Linked DNA regions of Mus musculus: all the other regions are linked to region 2. The links are chromatin loops, found by intact Hi-C in ENCODE. Cell type or tissue: left cerebral cortex. All regions are shown on one strand.

Evidence for each region. Peaks named below come from ENCODE experiments on the same cell type or tissue, not always from the same donor. Only the 100,000 strongest peaks of a DNase experiment are listed, where the experiment ranks them.
Region 1: it touches region 2 in a loop (14-fold over the local background); 2 of 42 quality-filtered maps call a loop at or near these places.
Region 3: a loop joins it to region 2, with 10 times the contacts of the local background. A loop is called at or near these places in 6 of 42 quality-filtered maps.

What each region holds. Positions count from the first base shown.
Region 1 is chr14:57,995,955-58,003,954 of GRCm38, reverse strand. It overlaps Micu2 (mitochondrial calcium uptake 2), which reads left to right and starts at 4,693. Exons shown (of 12, transcript NM_028643.3): 1 at 4,693-4,925. The coding sequence starts at 4,716. It overlaps 3110083C13Rik (RIKEN cDNA 3110083C13 gene), which reads right to left and starts at 4,643. Exons shown (of 2, transcript NR_166770.1): 1 at 4,493-4,643; 2 at 250-975. In left cerebral cortex, CTCF peaks have their summits at 4,187 and 4,387 (motif pointing right); DNase peaks (open chromatin) are centred at 1,354, 2,388, 4,646 and 6,336; H3K4me3 peaks cover 1,247 bases; H3K27ac peaks cover 885 bases.
Region 2 is chr14:58,071,575-58,079,574 of GRCm38, reverse strand. Fgf9 (fibroblast growth factor 9) reads right to left here and starts at 6,889. Exons shown (of 3, transcript NM_013518.4): 1 at 6,243-6,889. The coding sequence starts at 6,519. In left cerebral cortex, a CTCF peak has its summit at 3,937; DNase peaks (open chromatin) are centred at 5,464, 6,331, 7,045, 7,329 and 5 more places; H3K4me3 peaks cover 5,671 bases; H3K27ac peaks cover 4,325 bases.
Region 3 is chr14:58,199,561-58,207,560 of GRCm38, reverse strand. No RefSeq gene overlaps it. Among named protein-coding and RNA genes, the nearest start is that of Gm33321, 97 kb to the left of the region's middle. In left cerebral cortex, a CTCF peak has its summit at 932; a DNase peak (open chromatin) is centred at 4,551; H3K27ac peaks cover 240 bases.

The DNA.
Region 1 (8,000 bases), 76 kb after region 2:
ACTCATCTAGGGCCTCTGGGAGTGAATCATACCCTCCACCACCCAATTATCTACCATAAACATAGTTCAACCTCCAACTATTCTAAGCAATGGTTCTTTATAACGTCCATTCAAGGACTGGTTTCTCCATTAACATTGGACTGAGCCCGACCTCTTTACTTATCTTTTAAGAATCCCCCGTATTTTTCTCCTCCACCAAAGATAATCAATCTTAATGCACATTCTTCTGTAATGCAACAGTAAACAGTCTTGCAGAATCCGATCATAATCTTTATTCATCCCGAGCATGCTAAGATCAAAGCAACACTTGACTTCATAGTTTCTTGTAAGATGTTACACAAGTACAATGCCCTCCTCAGTTAGAACTGGTTGGTTTCTCTGTTCAGGACCAGCAATTCATAGGAAGTTACATTACCAGCTGTCAGGAGTTAGGAAGATAATTTACAGAAAGTCACTGGTGAGAAAAGTCAATGTGGCCTGGGCAGGCAGCAGACAGGCATGGGGTGAAAAGTGTGCGCTGCAGAGGTCAGCCTCAGGGCTGTGAGAGGACACAAGGCCACAGTCCGAGGTGCTCACGGTCAAGAGGGCTGACAACTCTTTCCAAGAGGGCCATGTGCAGCAGGAAAACACTTCGGACTTCAGAGGCCACATGTACAGCCATGGTCATTTAAGCTGGTAATGGCATTGAGCATGGTGGCACAAGTCTGTACTGCCAGTATTCAGGAGACTCAGACAGTGGAACTGCCTTTAGGAATGTGTCATATTTTTAACTTGGGGGTGTATTTTTGCTTATGGGTGTTTTGCTTGTATGTATGTCTGGGTACCACATGTATGCTGTGCCTGCAGAGGTCAGAAGGACTGCCATGATAGAATTGTGTGAGCCATCATGCAGGTGCTGCAAATTGAACCCAGGTCCTTTGCAAAAGTGTCCAGTGCTCTTCATCACTTAGCTCTCTCTCCAGTCCTCAGTCAGATCTGTGGAATTTTTAAGTAGCACATGAATGTACACACTGTGGAAACTGTTGCATCCTGTCCATCCCACCCCACCCACTTAGGTCAACTCCAACCCAGCCCTTCTACTGCAAGCCTCATAAACATACACTCTATGTAGTCACCTTACATTTTACCCCTCACCCTTCCTCTGCATGCAGCCCAATGGTAAAGGGCCATCTGGCACTATTGTAGAATCTGCCTAGCCTTGCCAGTGGCAGGAGCAAAGCGTACCCGTGATAGTCTTTTCTGCCATATCACTTTTGTCCCTTCCCCAGAGAAAGAGCCCCGAGTGAGTGAGTTGAGAACAATATTTTCAAACCATCCATGGTACCATTCTGTTTCTCTCCAATTATCATTTTAAAACAGACTGGGTGTTACAGCTGAAGCAGCAGCAGTTCCTTATTTGGGGACTGGTTTATAAACTGCAGGGTTGAAAATACACCCCAGCTCAGGGCTTTTTCTATAGCTGGGGATGAAGAAATGAACAAAGCCAGGGCCCCAAAAGACCAATATAGTCAGCAGCTGCCAGGGACAGTTCATACTTAGAATGGTTAGCTGGCTAGAGATCGGGTCTATTAAAAGACTTGGTTTCCTCTGCAAAAGTAAAGTTTGAATCCATTAATTCTTAACTAGAAGCTTTAGGGAGCTGGACCTGGAACATGAAAACAAATTAATTACAAAGCAGTTTTCCAAGTAAGGTCAAAGATTTCCACCTTAAAGTAAAATCTGCAAATCTAACCAGGCTTTTGTTTTGAAAAAATAATTAGAGCAAAAGAGCAATAGACTGTCTGCATGTCTCCCCAGACTGAGAAATGATTTCCCCAACATCTCACCAGTGGTTTTCATACCCACTCATTTATCCACATATGTTAACTGAATGTCTAGTGTGTGCTGGACACTGTTAGGTGCCAGAAAAACAAAAGACATTCTCGACTATGAGGATGTCAAACTGTGGGGGGAAGGATGTTTTAAATATGTTGAGTGATGTAACAGGAGTATGCACCTATCTCGGACTTGGGGCCATGACAGAGTAGTAGATATGGACTCCAATAAGTAGGTGGTGGAACTATGCAAATTAGACAGCTTGAAGCAGATAAAGAAGACGCTTCTGGAAAGTGAGACTAAGCTATAAGATAAGATATCCACTGTGTCTCAACACGTAAGAGTCAGAAACCAACCACACATCAGCAATCCAGAACAACAGTATGCATGTCAAGATCCAGTAAATCTAGCAGCCGTGCGAATAAGCCTGCAGAAACACATCAGGTGAGATACAAAAAGGCAGGAAGTCTGGGCGGATTAACATGGGTTAGTGATCTGGGATCATGGGCATGTAGTCAAGCTCATTTGTGATGATGGAGCAGGAGAAAGCCAAATCTTAAGGAAGATGAATTCCCATCTGTCGAGAGTGCACCATGTGCCAGGCATTTGGCTAATCACTTCCTCTAAGTTATCCCATTTCATTTCCCATCTGAAATTGAGAGGGCTGTTTACAGATGGGAAACTGAGCCTCGGTGCCCTAAATCACAGTGATGTCAGTGGCAGGGCCGGAACACAAACAGTAAGGCCTGGCTGAGAGGTCTATGCACAGTAAGTCTGCTTACTTCCCTGCTAGGAAGGCACGGTGGAAAGGTTTTGGCACCTGGGACAAAGTGAGAAAGTTCTGACTTCACGTTAGAACATACTGGCTGGGGTGGAGCAAGCACAGACTAAGAAAGGATAATAACAATCCAGGTGGCTTCCTCTAACTTCTCAAATTAGACTTGGTATGGCAGCTTTCACTATTTCTTTATTTTTATTTCGTTAACCCATCGAAATGGCCATTGTTGTACATCAGGAGTTCTGGCACCTCTGACATGGGCATCAAACTGATACACACCCAAGTAAAGGTTCTAAGTCTGAGGCCAGGTCAGAGGTTGAACAAGGGGAAGGTTAAGTTTACTCAGTAGCGGTAAGGAAGAATTGAGGACCCCAGGCTACAGAAGCCAAGCTTTCTGCCAGGATGAAATCCTTTCTACCACCAAAAGAACATCCAGCCCTGAGGTCGTGTTCCACATCTGCCATAGAGAAGATGAGCGGGGGAGGGAAGAGGGGGCTGGTGACAGGGGCATGGAGCAGGTGTGCACCTACTGTTAGTCCCATGTGGGATCACAGCTACGAGTCAATATTTTGTAAGAACAAAATGTAAAGGAAACATACAATAAATAGCAACTGTTTACAATACAGTGGCTTTGTCTGGGAGATCTGAAGAAAATCATTGTCAGAAGTCTGGATCAGATATTGTTTAACAGAAATGAAAGACCAGGCGCTCGGGAGGAGCAGACAAACAGAGATAGGCCCTTGAAAAGTGTTGGCCAGCTTTGAAAGATTACAAAAAAAAAAAAAAAATCCAAAGAAAAATAATGGCTGTTGCTAAATGCCATGCATAGGGCCTGACAGCACTGACCTGTACATGCAAATGTTGTCAAAATGCTAACGTCCTGTACATTTTACTTCATTCAAACACCAAATTTTAGGGGCTGAGTAGACAGCTCATCAGTTAAGAGTGTTCTCTGCTCTACCAGAGCACCAGAGGTCCATTCTCAGCACCCATATCAGGCTGATCACAACTGCCTCTATCTCCAGCTACAACACCCTCTTCTGGACTCTGGGGGCACCCACCCATATGTGGCATAAATACACAGAGGCATACACATAAAAAATGAGTCTTGATAAATAAATATAAAGGGCATTTAGCTATAAAAAACGGAGATCTGTAAGGGTGAGCATGTACACATATTCTTTCCTTTTTTCCTTTTGACACAGGATTTCACTATGTAGTTATGGGTGGCCTGGAACTCACTGCGCAGACCAGAGGTCAGAAAACAACTTATAGGACTCTCTTCTCTGACTTCTAACTCAGGTAGGCAGGCTTGGCATGAAGTGCCTTTATCCACTGAACCAACTGTCTCAAGTGACTCACTATAATCAGACATGTGACATTTGGGGCAAATATAATATCGTCAATATTTTCAGCCCCTTACCCTAGCCTCTTTGAGGATGAAATTCTACTGTTGCATCAACACCCACAGTGGTTATACCCAGCACCCTCTGCCGCTTACTGTTAGAAGTGTTTCCCTCTCCAGCTCTAAATGTGCCCACTTACGACTGACATAGGCTTTCCCGAGAGAGCTAAAGATGCTATGTTTAAGTCTATCGACTGAAAAACCATGCTAAATCTAATTTGATTCCGCATTTATCATCAACACCCTTCTTAGTCCCTATTCTTAATCTAGTTTGTCCAATATATTCCACCCAGAATCTATTACCCTTCCTTTAGTCTAATTTCATGGGGGGGGGGGGGTAGAGACCAGAAGGGGGCGCTGGATGCCCTGGAGCTGGACTTATCTGTGGCCTTAAGTCTCCGGAATCCAGCTGTGGTGCTCTGGAAGGGCAGCAAGCACCCTTCACCCCTGAGCCATCCCTGCAGCCCCTTCTTGGCCCACAGTGGTGACCTGACCTGTTAGGACAGTTAACCAGCTAACTCATGTCCTTTGCCTTGGAAACTGTCACCGGAGCCGAGGGTCACCTCAAAACCACGCTTGAACGTCGAGGAAGCAGCCACACCTAGCAACACACGCGCAGAGCACGGTGGAGGGTGATGAGCTCTCGCGAGAGCCCAACTCTGTTCTCGGGCAACAGACGGTGAGGGCGGGGCGCGACGCTCGGGCGCTTCCGCAAAGATGGCGGCGGCTGCGGGAAGAAGCGCTTGGCTGGCGGCCTGGGGCGGAAGGCTGCGGCGCGGGCTCGCGGCCGGCCGACGAGCTGTGCCGACTCGCGGCCCTCTCGCAGCGGCTGTGGCCGGGGTAGCCCTGGCAGGCGCAGGAGCGGCATGGCATCACGGCCGCGTGAAAGCAGCCGCGCGCGAGGGCTCCCGAACGGTGTCGGCGCAGGTACGGCTCAGCCCGGCCCCGCCCTCAGGCACCCCTGGGAGGGGGGCGGAGGCACAGGAGACCCTAGGCGCCTGGCACGAGCCTGGAGGGCCTGGGGGGTTCCGGGAGGAGGCGGCGGGAGGCCCCGCCCGGGATGCGTGTGGGCGTGGCTGGGGCACGCCTCTGCCCACCTGGTGGATGGAGAAGGGTCCTTGACGTTTGCGGGGGCTGGGCACCCCTTAGTTAGCCTGCATCGTTAAAGAGTTCCCTGGTCGCTTCTTTGTTGAAAAGGGTGGCGTCGACCTACTGTGTGAGCCACACACCCCCCCAGTCTAGAGAATATCAACTCTAAAAGTTAAACAGCTGATAGTTGCAGATTTTATCAATTCCAATGACAGCTGTTACATAAGTCGAAACCGTAATGTTTTAGTGGACCCCGCCTACGCGGCAAAACAAGTTTTCCTAAACCTGAGCTGTCAGGATGCAAATGTTAAGTACCCTACTTCAAGATGAACCCGGTCTTGTAAAACCTTGGAAAGTTTGAATGTACTCTCTAAGATTTTTATAGAGAGAGGCATTTCAGTGTTTTGGGTTTTAGGGTTTTTAAAATTAAAAGCAGTTTTTTATTTTCCTTATTTGCTAGGTTTCTGTTACCTAGTTCTAGTGGGAAAACTCAAGCATTAAAATACAACAAAAAGAAAAGCATACCTTACAGATTAAAGGTTGGTAACTGTTTGATTATTGAACAGTTTATACAAACATTGACTCCAACCTCACACCACATCAGAGGTGGAAAAAGCTACACAAGCATTATAGACTACTTTTTAATGTTTTCTGTGATTTGTTTTCATTTTATATGTATGAGTGTTTTGCCTGCGTGTATGTGTGTACACTGAATGCAGACCTGATGCCCAAATGCCATAAGCTTGCATTGGGCCCCTAGAACTAGAGTTACAGGTGATCCTAAGGGACCACAAGAGTGCTGGGAACTGAACCTGGGCCCTCTATAAGAGCAGCAAGAGCCCTTAACCACTGAGCCATCTCTCCAGCCCCAACATTTTTGTTCATTCTATGTCAACCAAATTTATTGTTCATTATTGGTTTTTCTGTTTGCATATTCAATTCCATCCTATCCAGAACCTTAGGTTAGTCCCCCTGTGGTATTTACTTTAACATCCAAAACTACTAGTGCCTAGGATAATAAACTCATGTTTTGTTTTGTTTTGTTTTGTTTTTTGCTGGTGTTGAGTTTCCAATATAGTAGGCAAGTGTTCTACTACTGAACTACATCCCAGCCCCCCACATTTAAATTTTTGTAATATAGAGCCACCTTAGTCACAATCCATGACTTGTTATTAACTCAAAAAACTTCAGCCAGTGACTCACTCACTATCTAGGAACCAAATTTAATTCCCACCCACATTCCCTCCACAGTTTATAAGCTGATTTCACCTCCTTTGAGTTCTAAGATTTTTCTCTGGTTTCCTTTGTGTTCTGGCTCCCTTCTAGCCTGTTTCCCTTTAAATTAGTAACTTCAGCTTATCATTCACACCAATGTGGTATTTTGAGCGTTTCCTCACTTAGCCTGCTCATTTTCTTTTTAACCTTCCACCTAACTAAAGAAACCCAAACTCATTATCAATTGTTTTCTAAGTTCTGTTGACACAAGTCGGCTTGGTCTGCTCTTTGGACTAATTGAAACCCCGGCTTTTCTACTTTCACTCCTACAGTGAGCATCCCTTCCTCTACAGTGGCTGAGAACTACTGCAGTCAGCATTACTGTGTTTTGAAATCTCCCCCTCTAGGGCAGTAATTTGAATGTATTTTCCTAAAAGGGGCACCTATTAATCCTTGGACACCGTTTGGTCACATGAGTGCATACAGCTTTCTTTTATGTTTATTTACTGCATATATGTGGATCTAGTATAATAATGAGACTAGCTTTCATTTTCATTCATCACACAAAATGACTTTTCCAATAAAAATGGAGAGCTTGTGTTAATGGTGCCCTGCTCTTTTCTTTTTCCCCCTGTGGTGGTTTGTGTGGGTCAGCAGTAGACATCCAGATTATAAAGCAGCTGGCAGGTTGTAACCCATCTTTCCATCATAACTATTGAAGTCCTGTGTACCAAGGCATGCACAAGGAGTGTTAGAAAGGCAGCTTACTTAAGTCTAACAGCAGAGGGCAATTTTAATCCAATATTGTAATGCTGGCTGCCGTTGAAGGGTCCTAGAAGAGCACCCAACACACTCCTGGTTTCCTGAAGGGATGAGAAATAAATGGTCATCCTGGAGCTGCTTGGGAGTCATTTGGCAGAAAGAGAGTGTAGGTAATTGGAATATCTGCTCAGAGATCTACAAGAAAGTTTAACTCAGCAAAAGTGTGAGCTATGAGACCAGTGTGTGCAGGGACCTGGAGTGTCATTAAATCACCTAAGCCATATTAGTGGGACTTCTTATCTTAAGGACTATAGGAAGCCATTGCAGGAGTTCTGTAGTCTTGGACACCTACCACTGGAACCTCCACCCTCACCCTCACCCTCACCCCCAGTCCCACAGGAAGCATTCTAGGTAGAAGAGGTAACTTTGTTTCCAGTACCCAGTGATTTAAACTTATCTAATTAGGAGTACAAACAAGGCACACTAGAGCAGCTGCTTAACTGCGGGTGGCGCCCTCATACTAGCTTGCATATGAGGCCATAACTGGGTGTGGGATTATAGAAAAGAAAAGCAAAAGCCAAGAATAAAAGGTTCTAAGCACCCAATGAGGGGGAAACCAAACATAAAACACACTGCATCGCAGGTGTTTGTAGCAGTACTCACTGGTGTTATATGTAACTTCCCTGGAACCTTGTTCTAAACACACAGTATCCAGGGTCTGAACACTTTGGCTTTATTTCCAGACAATTGTGTATAATGAATTGCAGTGGCTTTTTTTTTACTATACATACAAAGATTTCTGCTCTTACAGAAACATAGTGGTTTAAGAACCAAAAACAAAAAACAAACAAATCTACTGTGTTTCTACCATCATTTTTTAGTGTGTATCAAATTACTATATTGTTCATTGTATTGTGTTTAAATATTTGATATGAA
Region 2 (8,000 bases):
CTCCAGCAGGTCAAGTCCTCAGCTGGTGCCAAGCAAGTGCCTCCAACTGCCGTGAGGTCAGAGCACTCCTTACACTAATCTGTTGACCTGTGTGAAGCTGAGTAACCAATATGGACAATACTAGATCAATGACAACCTGCGAGACTCTTCTATAGAGATGGGATGTTTCAAGATCAAGGAGAGAAGAAAAAGAAGAATAAAAAGAAGGAAAGAGGAAAAGGAGAATAATGGGTTAGCCTAAAACCAACATTTTGGCCTCTCTCTCCTAGCACACACAACCTAGATGGCATAGGCTCAGAAAGGCCACAGTAAGGAATAGTAATTGGGTTGCAGATCCTTTCACTTCCTCCATAAAGAACCATTTCTATAAGGACCACTCAGGGTCTCGTAGAGGCTGATAAGGCAAATGGTCACACACTTCTTCTGGAACAGTCCCAGATTAGGTCTCCCTCCTCCCAGTCTCATTAACCCCTGTGTCATTAACCACATGTTAGTCCACCCTCCTAGAATCCACTTATGCTGTGCCTCACCTCTAAAGCCAGCCATAGGAAATAGGAGAGCTGACAGACAGAAGCTCTAACCCGTGCCCTCTTCAGATCAAACAACAAAAACATACAAAGCCAGTATTGTCGGCTTCGTTGACCACCATAACGAGATCATAGAATCTTACAATTTGGCTACAGGACATAGAGAATTCAACCTCAAACCAACCAGGAAACTTCTATTCTACTGGCTAGTTTTCATGATGATAAAAGGGGTCATACAGACCACTGGAGAAGAATTATCAATGGTATCGCCCTCTATGCTACACTACTACAGACCTGCCAGGTAAGATGATCCCACGAGCACAATAGTGGTATAACCATTATAGGAATAACCAACTTCTCTCTGCTTGGACTTAAGGCATGATTCACAGGAGAGAATTCACACCTGATACTGTAAACCTAGTCAAAAGCCTGTGACTGGCACTTTCACAGGCCCTGGGGTAGAATCTGCTGTGGTGATTTTGCTAAACTATCCTGTTGTCAAGTTGCCTTTTAAATAGTCATGTCTGTACTTCCTCTCACTTTGGTTTCTAACCAAGGCTTCTTTTTTGCAATGGGAAACTGTTAACTGAAACTGGGAGACTCCTAATTAAATTGCTTAGAATAAGTGACTATGGATGCTCATCCCTAAAGGGGAGGGACATCTATATCACCGCCACCTTCTCCAAAGTTCAGAGAACACCTGGAAAAAGAGGGTAGAAAAAAATATCAGAGCAGAAGACTACGAGGTGCACTGTGAGACAAAACATGGCTGTCACACTCAAGAACTAGTAACAACTAAGGTTACATGCCCAAGACTTGCACAGGATCAAGCCAGTCAATGCCCCAGCATGGATGAGAGAAAGGCTTTGTAACCTCCCACACCTGTGGGGACTTGGCCAGTTGACAGTGCTAATGGAGCAAGAGCCATTTTTCTTTGAGGGTGTGGCTGCTGATAGGTTGCCCAGGTTTCATTAGATAGCCCCATCTCCAAGAGTGTGTGTGTGACTAACTAGACTCAGAAAGAGAAAAAGGAGGCAGCAGCCACAGCCCCCACCATGAAGTTATGGGACCTGTGGAAAGCTTCCGGGGCAAGTCGGAAGAGGGAAATAAGAGGTAGATATGATCAAAATTCATTGTATAAATATATGCAGTTATCAAAGATTAATATGCAACAGCACAGTGGAGTAGCCAGTGGTCCAGCAACTCCACAAACTAAGGCAGAAGGAGCTTAGCTCAACAGTTCCAGGCTAGCCTGGGCATCAGGGTTACTCCGGTGACTATGTTGAAGAAGAAACAGGAAAGTGAAGAGACTTAGGAGGAAGTGAGAAGAAATGGGGCGAAGAAAAGAAACGGTCCAGATTCTACAGAGAAATACCGCATGAGGCTGTCAAAAGACAAAGGTGAAACTGAACATGGTGATATTGGCCTGTAATCCCAGCATCTGGGGGCTGTGGAAAGGTGGACTAGTAGTTCGGGGCTAGCCTGTGCTACTTAAGACCCTGTTTCAAAAGAGGGTGGAAGGGGTGATTGAGCCCCTCTCTTCCACAGCTTCCTGATTATGCACACTAGCCACCTGGGGCTCCAGGGGGTCTAGGAATACCTGAACCAGCTTGAACAAAACTAGGTTCCCTTAGGAAGTAGCAGTTGAATGGATATCCAAGCTTTCTGCAGTAAGTTCAAAGGCCGCTCTGAATTATGAAGGCTTTTCTCTGTACAGTACTGAAAAGCCAAGGCACAAAGAGTTGAATTTTGTCTTTTTCTGCAAAACCCTGAAAATAAGGTTTAACTTTGTTTTATTATTATTATTTTAATCACGCCAGTATCTTTCTCCCACCTAGTACCACCAGCATCTGAAACCCTACTCCTTTAACAGGCCAGGTCCTGCCCCTCAAATGGCTTACCAGCAGTAGTGTCAATCTAGGGTTCTAATGCCTCTTGAGTCACCACCCCTGAGGCCAGCAGGTAGGCCTGCTTCAGCTTCCACAGGCCCAGCGTTCACTTTTTTTCATTACTCTGCACTGCCTACTTTATTTTTGTTCATTGTCTTAACAGCTATCAAGGCCAGAAAGCCCTTCCAAGTGAAAAACTCACACTTGCTTCCCAGATCATCACTCAGAGACAGGACCCCATGGTCCCTTCCTCCCAGCTCCCATCACCCCCAAGGAAAAACAAAGGGCTCCTCAAGGTCCCACCTTCAACTCCCCGGCCCGGCTGCAGCCCCAACAGCGCTGAGATTCCCGCACCCCCACATCCCCGGCCCGGGCCGCAGCCTTGCCCCGCCGAGCTTGCCAGCAGCGGCAGTCACCTGCGGCGGCTCAGGGGCGGCAGAAAGCATTGGCCCAGCACGTTTCCTTCTGCCTTTCCTTTTCAGGTAGAAAACGCACCTTCTATTTTAATCGAGGTGTAAACCCACCCCACCTACAGCTACTCTAAAACCCAGGGAGAAGTCGAAGTCCCCCGGGAGGAGCCAAGGAGGCGCGGAGGCCATGGCTGCGGGGAGGGGGTGGAAGGTGAAGCGGCAGTGGCGCGGGCGCCAGGTGCGCCCCGCAGCCCCTCCGCCCCGCCTGGCTCCGGGCCGCCAGGTCCTAGCGCCGCCGTAACTCCCTGCGGGCGGGGCTGAGGAGGCAGGGCGCGGAGGCTCCCGGCACACGCACGGCGCTGCAGAGGTTGCTAATATTGGGACCTGCCGCAGAAGCAGCAGCGGGAGACCGCGGCACTGCTGTCACCCCGGGGGCCCGCTTCTCACTGCAACCGGATGAAAGACTTAAATAACCCTCCTTCCCCACCCCCACTGCGCACAGCCGCCCACTCAGCTCCATCCGAACGAGGGTGAGTGGCACCGCCAAGAACCAGGCGCGCCCTTCCCCCCGCGGCAGACACCGGGCCGACCTGCTATACTTGCACTGGGGGGTCCCCAGCATGGGCCGGGGCTTCCGCTTCCCTCCTACCAACACCCCCCCCCCCCACACACACACACACACACACTGTGCGGAACCAGAAAGTAGAGATGTCACTTCCTTGGCGACACATTCTCCAACCTCTAGGATCGGGGCGGGGTGAGGAGGTTGGGGCTTTTTGTTTGATAGTCTGGGTTCTGCGGCGGGCGGTACCTGCAGTCCTTCTTCGCTGACCCCTGAACGCGCGCGCTCCCCGCCCTTGCATCCTAGCACAGATACTCAGTATCTGATGTATCAAGTGCGCGTGGCAAACGTCCTATCTTAAAGGTGACTACTGCATTTTTAAAAAGAAAGAAAGAAAAGCTGGGAGGTGGGGGCGAAGGTACGTGGAGGGGTCCGAAGTGTGAGGGCTATCCAGTGACCTGGGCCCAGTTCTGAAGCACCCCGGGTTGGGACCGGGAAATGCACACAATAAAGGTGGCTTTGGCTGGCCGCAGCGCCCCTGCAGCCCTGCGCTCCGAGTGCAGCCGGCCTTCTGCTCCTGTGAGACTAGATCCGGATGCCTTCCCTAGGCTAGTGGTTAACAATAGCATGCCACCCCCTGCACCGCCTGCGAGGCCCTTTGTCACCCCCACCCCCACCCCTGCTACTGTGGCCTCGCCTGGCCAGGGGCCCCCGACCCACCTCCCAGACCCAGCGGAGCCCTAGGACTCTCCCAAACCCTGCTGCGCGCTTCAGAAAGAAGGGGGTGACCCTGCGTGAGACCGCAAAGCTCAGTTCCAACCTCCAGTCTGTCCTCGTCCCCGCCACCAACTCTCCGGCTGCGGTGCGCACCTCCAGCGGTTCCCACACCGCACACCACCACCGCGCTTCCTCGGGCGGCGGCTGTCAGCGCCACCAGACCCGCACTCACACACAAAGAGAAAGCAAGGGGACTGGACAGGGGCAAAAAAGAAAAGTCGGACACCCGACACGCGACCAGAAAGGTGTCGGTCCCTGTCCTCCCTCCCCTGAACCCCAGCGGTCCCCGCAGTACGGAGGGGCGCACAGGAGCACCGTGGAAAGGGAGTTAGAACCCGAGCGCTCTTAGGACCGCGCGGAACGAGAGCGACGCGGGGCCGGGGGCTGAGCCCGCACCTGCCGGCCCGGAGCGCGGGAGGACCGGGCTCCAGCTGCCCCGGGCATCAAGCGGGCTGCCCGGGCATCAAGCTGGCTGCCCTGAACCCTAGGACACTCGATCCCCGCCGCCACCGGCCTCCCGCTGCTTGGCTTGCTCCAGAAACCCGGCTCCGTAGCAGTCCTTAAGGTGGCCAACTAGACAAGCACTCCAGTAAAGTTTAGTCTTCCCTAGCGACAGGCAGGCAGCAGCGGCGTTTACTTACGGGGTGGTGGGAAGATAGTTAGGTTAATCAGGTTAGCATTCGAAGGAATAATCGCAGCAATGAGCTACACTTTCTGTTTTTAAGCAGCGAGGGGGACACAAGTCAAGTGGGGAAAATTGACTGGGTTCACTTTTGAGCCCAGCCTCAGTAGTGAGCCAAGGGGGAAACCCTGGGCCTCAAGAATCTAGACTATCTTCATCCAGGCCTGGACCCTCCTCACCTCCCGGCAACATCCACAGACCATGAAGCTAAACACCTAGTTTAGATTTCGTTCAACATCTGGCATTAAGGCATGAGGAAGAAAAATCACCACAGGACTTGGTTTTACGACCTAGTCTAAGTGTTGTCAGGTGGGTTCACTCAGGAGTTAACTCCTTCCAACAGTCTGGTTGCCCAAACTGTGGATTTATTTTTTCTTTTTTTTAAATAAGGGGAAAAACCTAGATTCCACACACCCCGCCCCCGCCCCAACGCCAGGCAGAACTGTGTTCGCTGACTTAGCACTGCACCACTGAAGGTGCCCCGCCAGGCACGTGTGTGGAGGCACGAAAGTGGGCAGAGTCCCCACCTGAGTCTGCAGCCTTCGGTGCTGAGTCACAAGTACCCTGCTCGGAACGTGAAATCTTCGGAATGCCCTTTAAAATGAGCCTGCAGCTTTTGCAAGCGCACGCAAACACTCACACCAGAAAGCCACTCAGGAAACCCACACAAGGCTACACGCTGTGGAAATTAAAAAGCGGAGGTTGGGAACCAACGGATGGAAGAGCCGGCACCCCTAGTGGGATTTCCGCCCCCACTCGGGTCAGTTTCCCCAGGGGCTTCTGCCCCGGATGTTTCGGATCTAAAACACGACTTCAGTGCTTCCCCCAGATCACCCAGCAATCTTTGCCTGAGAGATTTCAGACCAGCCACCGGGAATAAACGACACGCTTAATTTACAATTCAGGCAGAATGCTTATTAGAGGAAAAGGGAAGGGAGAAAAAAAAACTTAATTTGAGCAAGATACCAGCTACCTACAGGAAACTGGATGCAGTTTAAAGTTCTTAGTGGTTAAAGCTTTAAACTAATGGAAATGGGTCCGTTTAAAAAGAAACTTCTTAAACCTTATCGTCTCACATATCAAATGAAAAAACTTGGGCTTTGGGTTATATTCATACTCACACTCACACACCCTCCTTTAAGAAAAATAAAGAAGAAGAAAAAGAAAAGAAGGGCCTTCTGAGGGTGAAGTTGCACCAATGCCAGACGCAGATCTGCAATTCCGGAGGCTTTTTCCCCTCCCTGGGCTGGCAAGATACTCAAAGATGTGGGGGGCAGGGGTTATGAATATGAGAATATAGCCCTTCGAGCATCCCCGCCTAACCACCACCTTTCTGGTAGTTAATAATCTGACCGTGTCAGCGCGTGGACAGTGAGGGGTTAAAGGCATACCTACCGAAGCGGCTGTGGTCTTTCCTGGTTCCCTGGATAGTACCGTTGGGGAAGATCTCTAAATGAAATCCAGTCCTGCAGTACAGCTGCCTCCGCCTGAGAATCCCCTTTAAATGATCCAAGTCCGTGACTGCGGGGCCCCGGGGCAGCCCCCCTGCTTCGGACTGACCCAGGTGGTCACTTAGCAACACCGGACTGTCCACCGGCAACACCGGTACGTTCCCGAACGGTACCGCGTCCTGCACACCGAAATAGCTCCCAACTTCACCTAAGGGAGCCATCAGAGGACTCGGCTTTTAAGCACAAGAATAAACAATAATGATGGTATCAACCAGGAGACACTAGGCGAGGTATATCCAACTCCCCTCCCTTGCCGCAGTTGCAGACAGAGAGGGAAAAAGGGTTCTTTTCTTCAATCCATCCGATGCATAAATAAAAGTAATCGGCTGTTTCTCTGGCACAGGTTCAAGGTCAAACCACTGATAGTCTAAGAAGCCACCACTTTATACTCACACACTGACATTGATCAACACAGCTATGCATCGCTACATATGGAGCCTCGACTCTCAGCAGGCAGAAAGGTCTTCATCCCATCCGACCGTAATAAGGGAAAAAAATCCGTAGTTTCTCCATTTGCTTAGAGATCAGAATGACCATAGCAACGTAAGTGCCTGGGCGATATTACAGGGATTTTTAAGATGCTCGGGCTACGTCAGAATTTACGGATCCTGACTCCAGAAAGGCATGCGCTGTTTTTACTCTCTAACCGACTCTGCAGACATCAGCATGAATCCTTCAAGGGGAAAAAAAAAATCTCACGTTGGCGGCGGCGACAAATCTCTCCTCCCAGTCCCTCCTCCAAAAAATAAAGATAATATAACAAAAAGAAGGGGGAAAAAACTTTCGGCGTCCAAAGCTAGTATCCAGAACGCTGCAGAGGCTCTGCGGAGGTCCAGCGGCTTGCAGTGAGGCGAGCGGCAAGCGGCGGGCGAGGACCGCGTCCCGGAGCTCGCGTGCTGCCCGGGCTGCCGCGAACAGGTGTCGCCGCGCGGGCCGCGCAGCGCCGTGGCCGCGGAGCGCTCCTCCTGCGCAGCCCCCGCCGGCGCGCAGAGTGGCGCAGGCGGCGGCATTGGGCCGGGTTTAAGGTAGCGCGGCGGCCGCCCCGCTCCGCCCGGTCCTAGCGCCCGCCCTGACGCTCGAGCCGCTCTGCCGCAGGCCGGGCACAGGCGGGCAGAGCGCGGGACTTCTCCGGGAGGACGACCTAGGAAACCCGGCTTTAGAGACGCCGGAGACGCGGTGCCAGAGACGGGAAGCAGCAGCCCGAAGACATTCGGCCACAAGAAATCTAGCTTGCTAGAGACGCAGGGTCAGAGGGGAACTGAGAAAGCAGTTTTCGCGCGGACTCTGTAACCTTGCGTCGCATTATAAAATAGACTGGGAGGGAAGGGTTGGTGTAGGGAGCTTGGTTGGACAGGGCAGTTTCTCTTTCATTCTACAGCCAGACTTACAGACGCGCAAACAATATTGCAGGTAAGACAGTTGGGTGTGAGTCAGATTCTTCTCTCTCTCTCTCCCTCTCTCTCACTCTCTCTCTCTCTCTCTCCCTCACACACACACACACACACACACACACACACACACACACACACACACAAAACACACACACTGGTGGGCCCACACTCGGGTTTGTTAAGGGAATTCTGGTTCGCATCTTTGAGTTGTTCGGGTCCTGCCTCCCCCCAGGTTCCCGCGGCTAGGAGCA
Region 3 (8,000 bases), 130 kb before region 2:
ACACAGGTCAGTAATGTACTGTGACATGATGTTACAGCACTCACAAGTCACTAGGCAGTGGGGATTGTCAGTGCTAACATAGTCACCACCATATAGACAGTGGGTCACTTATTGAATCTTCTTCCAAGGACCATGTAAAGATGAGTCATACTTCTCAGAAGTACTCAACAGTGCTCCCTGTCTTAGTGGCCCTGGCCTTCCCCATATGGTTCCCATAGCTACCTCGCTCTGGCCCACCTCCATCAACACAACACAACACAACACAGCTCAACTCTCCTTGAGTCTACAAGGGGTGTCACCATTCAAGAGACCACCCTGAAGGAGGAGACCAGATAGCTTATGACCTTGAATGCTTCCTCTTTAGTACCTGTTTCATTTATACTATTTGCATAAACAAATGACCTTTTGTACTGAAGAGCATGTATTGAAACAAAGGAAGATTCATTCCAGATACACAATTCATGTTGCGTTACAGATCTGCCCTATGGTCTCCAAACAACTACCTGAAATAAAACTGCTATCACGACATTAACTACAGATGGAGGTTGTCATAAAGTTGTTTTTGTTTTCAATTGACAAGTGTGCCATAAATCAAGCAGGATATAGCCATATACTCCTAGCATTCTTGTCTCCAAAAGTATTAAATATTATATATGCATAATATATGTATGTGCATATATATGTATGCTTGTGGATTCAGAGGGTGACTACAGAGGAAAATAACATCAAAATACATCTGTGAAAAGGCAAAGAAAGCAAATTGCCTTGAAGGAGACAGGAGACAAGGGGACAAGGGATGTCCTCATCCAAACACCTTCTTGAAAGTCCCTAGGTGGTAAGGAAAAGCCAGAAGCTGGCTTTCTAAGATTCTAGTGGGTCATCTCACTATTCAGAGCACATTTCAAATTCTTCTGCAATACCAAGTGTGGCCAGCACTGCCCTCAAGACACCTAGTAATTCTACCTTTCCCTAAGAATAGGTAGCTCTACTTGCCATGGTAATAAAATCAAGTGGACAGAGTTTAAAGGGGTCTCCTCTAGAACTACGGGTCCCCAAGGTGACACAAATGAAAAAGACTCTCAAACATAATTCCACTGAAGATCTGAAAGATGTTTCCTTTCTCATCATACTAGTGACTATAGCAAAAAAATAATAATTTTAGCTTTCCATCAACTTTTACGCTGATGGGTGGGCAAGATGGCTGAATGGTGAGGGTCCTGTGGACAGTTTAACAGGATAGTTTCCAATAGCCAAACAGCTTCTCATTTCTGTCTGTTTAATATTCTGCCCAGTAGCCATTATTTGTCACATTTTAGAGGTAGGAACACTAAGGAGCTGGGTCCCTAATTCCTTTCAAGGTCACAAGTGGAGGTGGGACTGGGACTTAGAAAAGACCACTCCCAAACTCGCACAGGCTCCCAGGAGATAGTCCCGTTTATCAAGGACATGAACCAGGTTGAGGCTCATTCTGCTTCCTAGAAACTGGGAGCACATCAGGAAGACATGCAGGAAGGAAGCCATGAGGGCACCTGCCGGTCTTCCTGCTTCCCACTCTCTGGGCAGGGATTAACCAAGGGTCAACAGCCATACATTTACAAAAGAAATGCACACAAAGGAGAGACCATTCCGGTGGCAGGGAGATGGCTCAGTGAGTTGAGAGTTTGACAGGACAGTGTGCCCAGCAGGTCAGAAGCTACCTAGGTGGGGGGAAGAAGGCAAGAGTAAATGGCAAATGCCTAACATTCCCAGGAGAGCAAATACCACTGAAGCCAACTAAAAACCCTAATTTTCATTAACTGCCTTTTTTAGCAAAACTGTTACGCAATCAACTCCCTTTACTCTTCGGTGGTTGAATCTCAGTTCTCCTGTGCAGATAGACGGTTGCCTTGGCTAAGGTTTCAGAGCACTCAAGCCATATCTGTGTATTCCAGAGCAGCTGGCCAGACCCTAAGAGCAAAGCTCTATCCAGGAAGCCCCTCCCCATCCACACTCTTCCATCTCACCATCCTTTGGTACAAAAGAACATTCAAACTCTTTTCATCTGCTAGTGCCAAAAGGTCCTCACTGAGTCACTTCTGAGTCTCATCCCTTAAGAACATGAAACAGCCACCTCCTGAGACTGGCCGTCAGCTAGGCTATCATATTCACTTTCTTACAAAGTCTCTAAGGCTCATGGTTTGTTAAAATGTCTTCATTTAATAAGAAAGACATCTGGAGAAAGTTTTCAAACTGTCACTCTGAAAAAAATCATTTCATTAAATGAACCACCTCAGGCTGTAAGCAGATACAAGAAGAATAGCAATGATGGCAGCCGTGATTGTTCATCCCTATAATCCCAGTCCTGAAGAGACTCCGGCGCAGGAGGATGGCTTTGAGTTTCCCACTGAAGCTATAAAGTGAGATAAAGTGAGACCTATGTGAACCTACACATATAAACTCACACTCTCTCACACACACATACATACATACCAGAACCTTAGCCAAGCTAACCCTCTGTCTGAATAGGAAGTCCCCTTCTTCATGTCCCCAAATGTAAGCCCAGCTATTTTATAGTCACCCACACAGGGTAAAGAAAGTGTAAGTGGGACTTATACTTTTGAAAGCCAGCTCTTTGCCTGTGGCAAGTCCTCTAAGAACTAAACAAGAAGGGCAGAGCCAAGTACAAAGGGAGACAGCCAGTAGGAGGAGCCATCTGGGCCACTTAGAAGGCACCCACATTGCTGAAGAGACTTAAAGGTAACTTGCAGTCATCCACACAGTGAACACTAATGGACGGCACTTGTCTACTACATCATCAGAGTGCACTTGGCTGGGTATCTGAACATTTAAAATGTGGTGTACCTGGATTTTCCAGAAAAATAGGCAAGTGGTGGCCAGATAGAGATAAGACGATATATGGGTCAAGGGTCAGTCAATAGACCAGATTGTCTGCCACCCAATACATAGGTAGAGGGTTAGTTTTAAAAGTCAACTCACGCCAGGCGTGGTGGCGCACACCTTTAATCCCAGCACTCGGGAGGCAGAGGCAGGCAGATTTCTGAGTTCGAGGACAGCCTTGTCTACAAAGTGAGTTCCAGGACAGCCAGGGCTACACAGAGAAACCCTGTCTGGAGAAAAACAAAACAAAAAAACAACAAAAAAAGTCAACTCACAGGATTAAACTGTAGATACAGGAAAAGCCTTAGTTAAGGAATCATCTGTGTGATCAAAATTGTGGGTGGGTGGATGGATGGATGGATGGATGGATGGATGGATGGACAGAAGGAAAGATAAGGTATGTCAGGCATGGTGTCATCTTCACACTCAGGAAGTAAGGCAGGATGTCTTAGAGTTTGAGGCCAACCTGGGTAACACAGCAAAGTCCTGCCCCTCTCTCTCTCCCTCTCTCTCTCTGTCTCTCTGTCCCTCTCTCCTCCTCCTTCCCTTCTTCCTTCTCCCTTTTCCCACTTTCTCATAGACACACATACACACAGTGAGGGATCAGGGATTTAGTTTAAAATCAGCTCACATGATTATCAGGTCTCAGGAGCAGCTAGTCTGAAAGCCACGGGGCAACTATAAGGCTGGAATCTCAGGCAAGAGTTGATGCTGTAGGTTTGAGACCAAATCCCATCTTCACTCAGCATCCTCAGGTCTTGCTCTTAACACTTTTCAACTGATTTGATGAGGCCAGCCACATTATAAAGGTCATATAATGTCCACTGACTACAGCTGTCAATCAAGTAACAAAATACTTTCACAGCAAGATCTATACTAGCATTTAACCAAGTACCTTGGCTTCTCAATCTAATCAATATGACACATAAATTTAAGCATCACACATGGCAAAAGTATCTTTTTTAAAAAGGAGAGGGTGACATGGGACAATTCCCACATCCCAAGCTGTACCTTGCACAAGGCAAGTGAAAAATGGGAGAGACAGGAGATGTGATAATATGTGAAGTTTCTTCAAAAGAACACATAGGATTGTCATGGTGGCACATGCACATAATTGAAACATGCAGAAAGCTGAGATATAAGGGTCTGAAGTTCAATACTAGCCTTGGCCACACAGTAAGACTTGATCAAAAGCAAGGAATGGACAGGGAGGGAGGGAGGAAGTGGGAGGGAGGAAATGAAGGAGGGAGGGAGGAGGGAAGGAGGAAGATAGGGAGCGGAGAGAGAATAGGAATTCGATGTTGGAAGTCATTTTCTTTGGTCTCAGGGTGACCAAGGCATTTCCCTGGCACTTAACAGATATTCATTTCAAATGACCATGAAAACTATTGTCCAAGCACAGAGCTGCCTCTTTCAGTTTAGTCAAAAAGCTGACCTCTGACCAAGCAATTACATCATGGCCTTTACATTTTCCTTGGCAGTATTTTGACCTCCAACATCTAAATCCCCTTAAATTTCAACAGAGGCATCAAAGCCAAAGGCCCGTGAAGTGCTGTTTTGTGCAGGAGTCTGGGCTGAGCAGTGCCATCCCTGGGAGGATGGGTGGGCGGTGCACAGAGCTATACACACATGCAGATGCATTGATGCCTTAAAAAACCGTGTGAACATTTTCATTCAGTTTAGGCAAACTTAAATAGAAGCTACTGAAATATATATGTATTATTCCTAAAAAGAAAAGCTGCAGAACAGCGAAAATGCCTTATTATCCTAAATTAGCTGCGAAAATCCCTTCAGAGACTTGACAGGAGGGAAAAAAAAAAGATTTTTCAAGGCACTGCAGAAAAGAAAATCCAAGATAAGAATAGTCATACAATACAAGTCTTGTTTCATAACACATTCACACAGCCTTTCAATACCTGGCAATTACCACACAGGAAAAAAAGATGGAACTGAACTGCTAGGAGGAAGATGAAGGACTAGGGAGAATTAATGCAAACATTTAAAATTGCTCTAAGAAGAATGCTAGTTAAGATCGCTCAGGAGATTCCTTGGGACCTTAGGCCACTCTGGCCAGAGAAACAGAAACCCTAACTGCAGATCTCCTCCTCCTCCTCCTCCTCCTCCTCCTCCTCCTCTTCCTCCTCCTCCTCTTCCTCCTCCTCCTCCTCTTCCTCCTCCTCCCCCTTCTTCTTCTTCTTCTTCTTCTTCTTCTTCTTCTTCTTCTTCTTCTTCTTCTTCTTCTTCTTCTTCTTCTTCTTCTCTCTCTCTCTCTCTCCCCTCCAAATTGACCCCCCAGTCTCACCCCCAGCTCTATAACAGACTACCTGCTATGCCTGGCCCCATGTAGTTTTTCTCCTCCATCCTTCCTCTTCATTCATCCTGTTATCCCAGCCCCCAAGTCTAGCAGGCATTCCCTGGGAACAAGTCTACCAGAGGAGTAAGTAGGCCAGCTAAGCAGGTAGGCAAGCCTCAGGTCTTCACTCCCTCTACTCTCCTCCATATCCAGTCCCCAGCTCTGTAGAAGACTATATGTAGGGCCTATCCTCACACACTGCTGCCCCCATTCCCAGGGGATTAAACAGATCTTGGTGGAACACCCTGCTTTCCTTCCTCCTGCAGGTTCCTCAGTCCCTGCTCCTAGCCCATCCCCACATTTTACTGAGAACCAATGGAGGCCACACCTAGCAGGATCCCAGGAGAATTCCCTACTAGGCAACACACAGCCAACACACCTTCCAAAGAATTAGAGAGGGTAACAGAAACCAAGAAACAAAACACCCATACAATAAAGACAAGGCCAGATATCAGCACCTAGAATTACAATCTTCCCAAACCCAGATACTCACATACCAGTATAAAAACACAATCAATAATAGCCAGGATAACACAACTTTATTAGAGCCCAGAAACCCTACCACAGTAGACATTAAGAATTGCAACAGAGGGCTGGAGAGATGGCTCAGTGGTTAAGAGCACTGACTGCTCTTCTGAAGGTCTTGAGTTCAAATCCCAGCAACCACATGGTGGCTCACAACCATCTGTACTTAGATCTGATGCCCTTTTCTGGTGTGTCTGAAGACAGCTACAGTATACTTACATATAACAATAAATAAATCCTTTTAGAAAAAATATCCTCTTTATAAAAAGAGGAAGAGAGAATTGCAACAGAGCTGAAGCACAAGACAATGACTTTAAAACAGTCTTTAGTGATATGAAAGCAGTGTCTAAAAAGGAAATGAGTGAAATCCTTAAAGAAATTTATGAGAATATCAGCAAGTAGTGGAAGGAAGTGGATAAAACAGTTCAAAATCTGAAGATGGAAATAAAATCAATAAAGGAAACCCAAGCTGGGGAAAATCTGGAAATAAAAAAATTTAGGAACTCAAACAGAAATCTCAGAGCAAGTCTCACCCACAGAATACAAGAAATGGAGGACATTGTCTTGGGCATTAAAGACAAGATTGAAGAAACACGGATACCTCAGTCAAAGAAAATGTTAAATCTAAAAATTCAGGGACAGAACATCCAGGAACTCTGGGGCATTATGAAAAGACAAAATCTAGGAATAATAGGAATAAAGGAAAGAAATGAAACATAGGTCAAAAGAGCAGAAATTATTTTCAACAAAACCATAGAAGAAAATTTTCCTAACCTAAGGAAGGAGAAATACTTTTTCTCAAAGTACAAGAAGCATGCAGAACACAAAATAGACCGGACCAGGAAAGAAATTCCCCTCCGCATATAATAATCAAAACAGTAAATATACAGGATACAGAAAGAATATTGAAACATACAAAGTAATAATAAAAGCCCAGACTATTAGACCCAGCAAAACTTTCAATCATCACAGATGGAAATATCTATCTACAAATCCATCTGTACAGAAGGTGCAAGAAGGTTAAATTAAGGAGATTAACCACACCCAAGAAAACAAGGGAAATAAATAATCCCATACCAGTACATCATAGAGGGAAAAATTACACACACACACACACACACACACAGAGAGAGAGAGAGAGAGAGAGAGAGAGAGAGAGAAACAGAGACAGAGACAGAGACAGAGACAGAGACAGAGACAGAGACAGAGACAGAGAAAAAGAACAATCCTGAATAATAAAAGAACTGCATTACAATCCTTAATCCCAAATTGTACTACAGAGCTATAGTAATAAAAACAGTATGATCCTGGCACAAACTTGACATGTTGATCAATAGACTTGAATTGAAGACCCAGACATAAACCCACAACCTGTAGGAACCCCCAAACAACCCAGGCTATTGTCAAGACTATATAGTTTACCCTCTGAAAACTAATGGCAAGAGCCCCATTTCTGGAGACAACACCTACACAACTCGTTGAACATGAAGACATCGAGCTGGTGCCTACATAGAATATTCACCCCTACATTCTATTATCTTTGGCACAGGAAGGTATTCTACATGCTACCAAAGGAGAAACATAAACACCAAACCAGGCCACAAAACCTTGGATCAACAATGGTGTCTTACCTACAAGATATGCTAAGCCTATGGTGGCACAAAGCTTATGGGTATAATCAACCGGTTTTGACTTAAGGCCCACTCCAGGAGATGCAATCTATACCTGACACTTGATGACCAAGAACATGAGACTATCGAGTCCAGGGACCTAGGATAAATGAAACACTAGTATTCTTTTTTTTTAAAGTAACAATAAAATGACTCTTAATGATGTTCTGCTATACTCATAGATCATTGCCTGATCAACCATCATGAGAGAAGTGTCCTCCTGCAGCAGATGGGAACAAATACAGAGACCCAAAACCAGTCATTAGACACCCAAAGAGAGAGAGAAAGACCTTGAAACAGTCAGCTCTATATGAGATGTCTCTATCAAATCCTTCCCCTTAGGGCTCAGGGGACCCTGAAAAGAGGAGGTAGGAATAGTGTCCTTTTAGGGATTCCTGAGTATGCAGACAGGTGGGTCTCTACATTTATTATCTGCTTCATACGCCTTTCCTTGCACTCTTTTCTTCTGTTCTTGGGGATGCTATTGTTGTTGTCATTGTCATTGTTATTGTTGTTGGGGTGTTTTGTTTGTTTGATTGATTTTGTTTTGTCCTATTCTGATATTTGATTTTTGT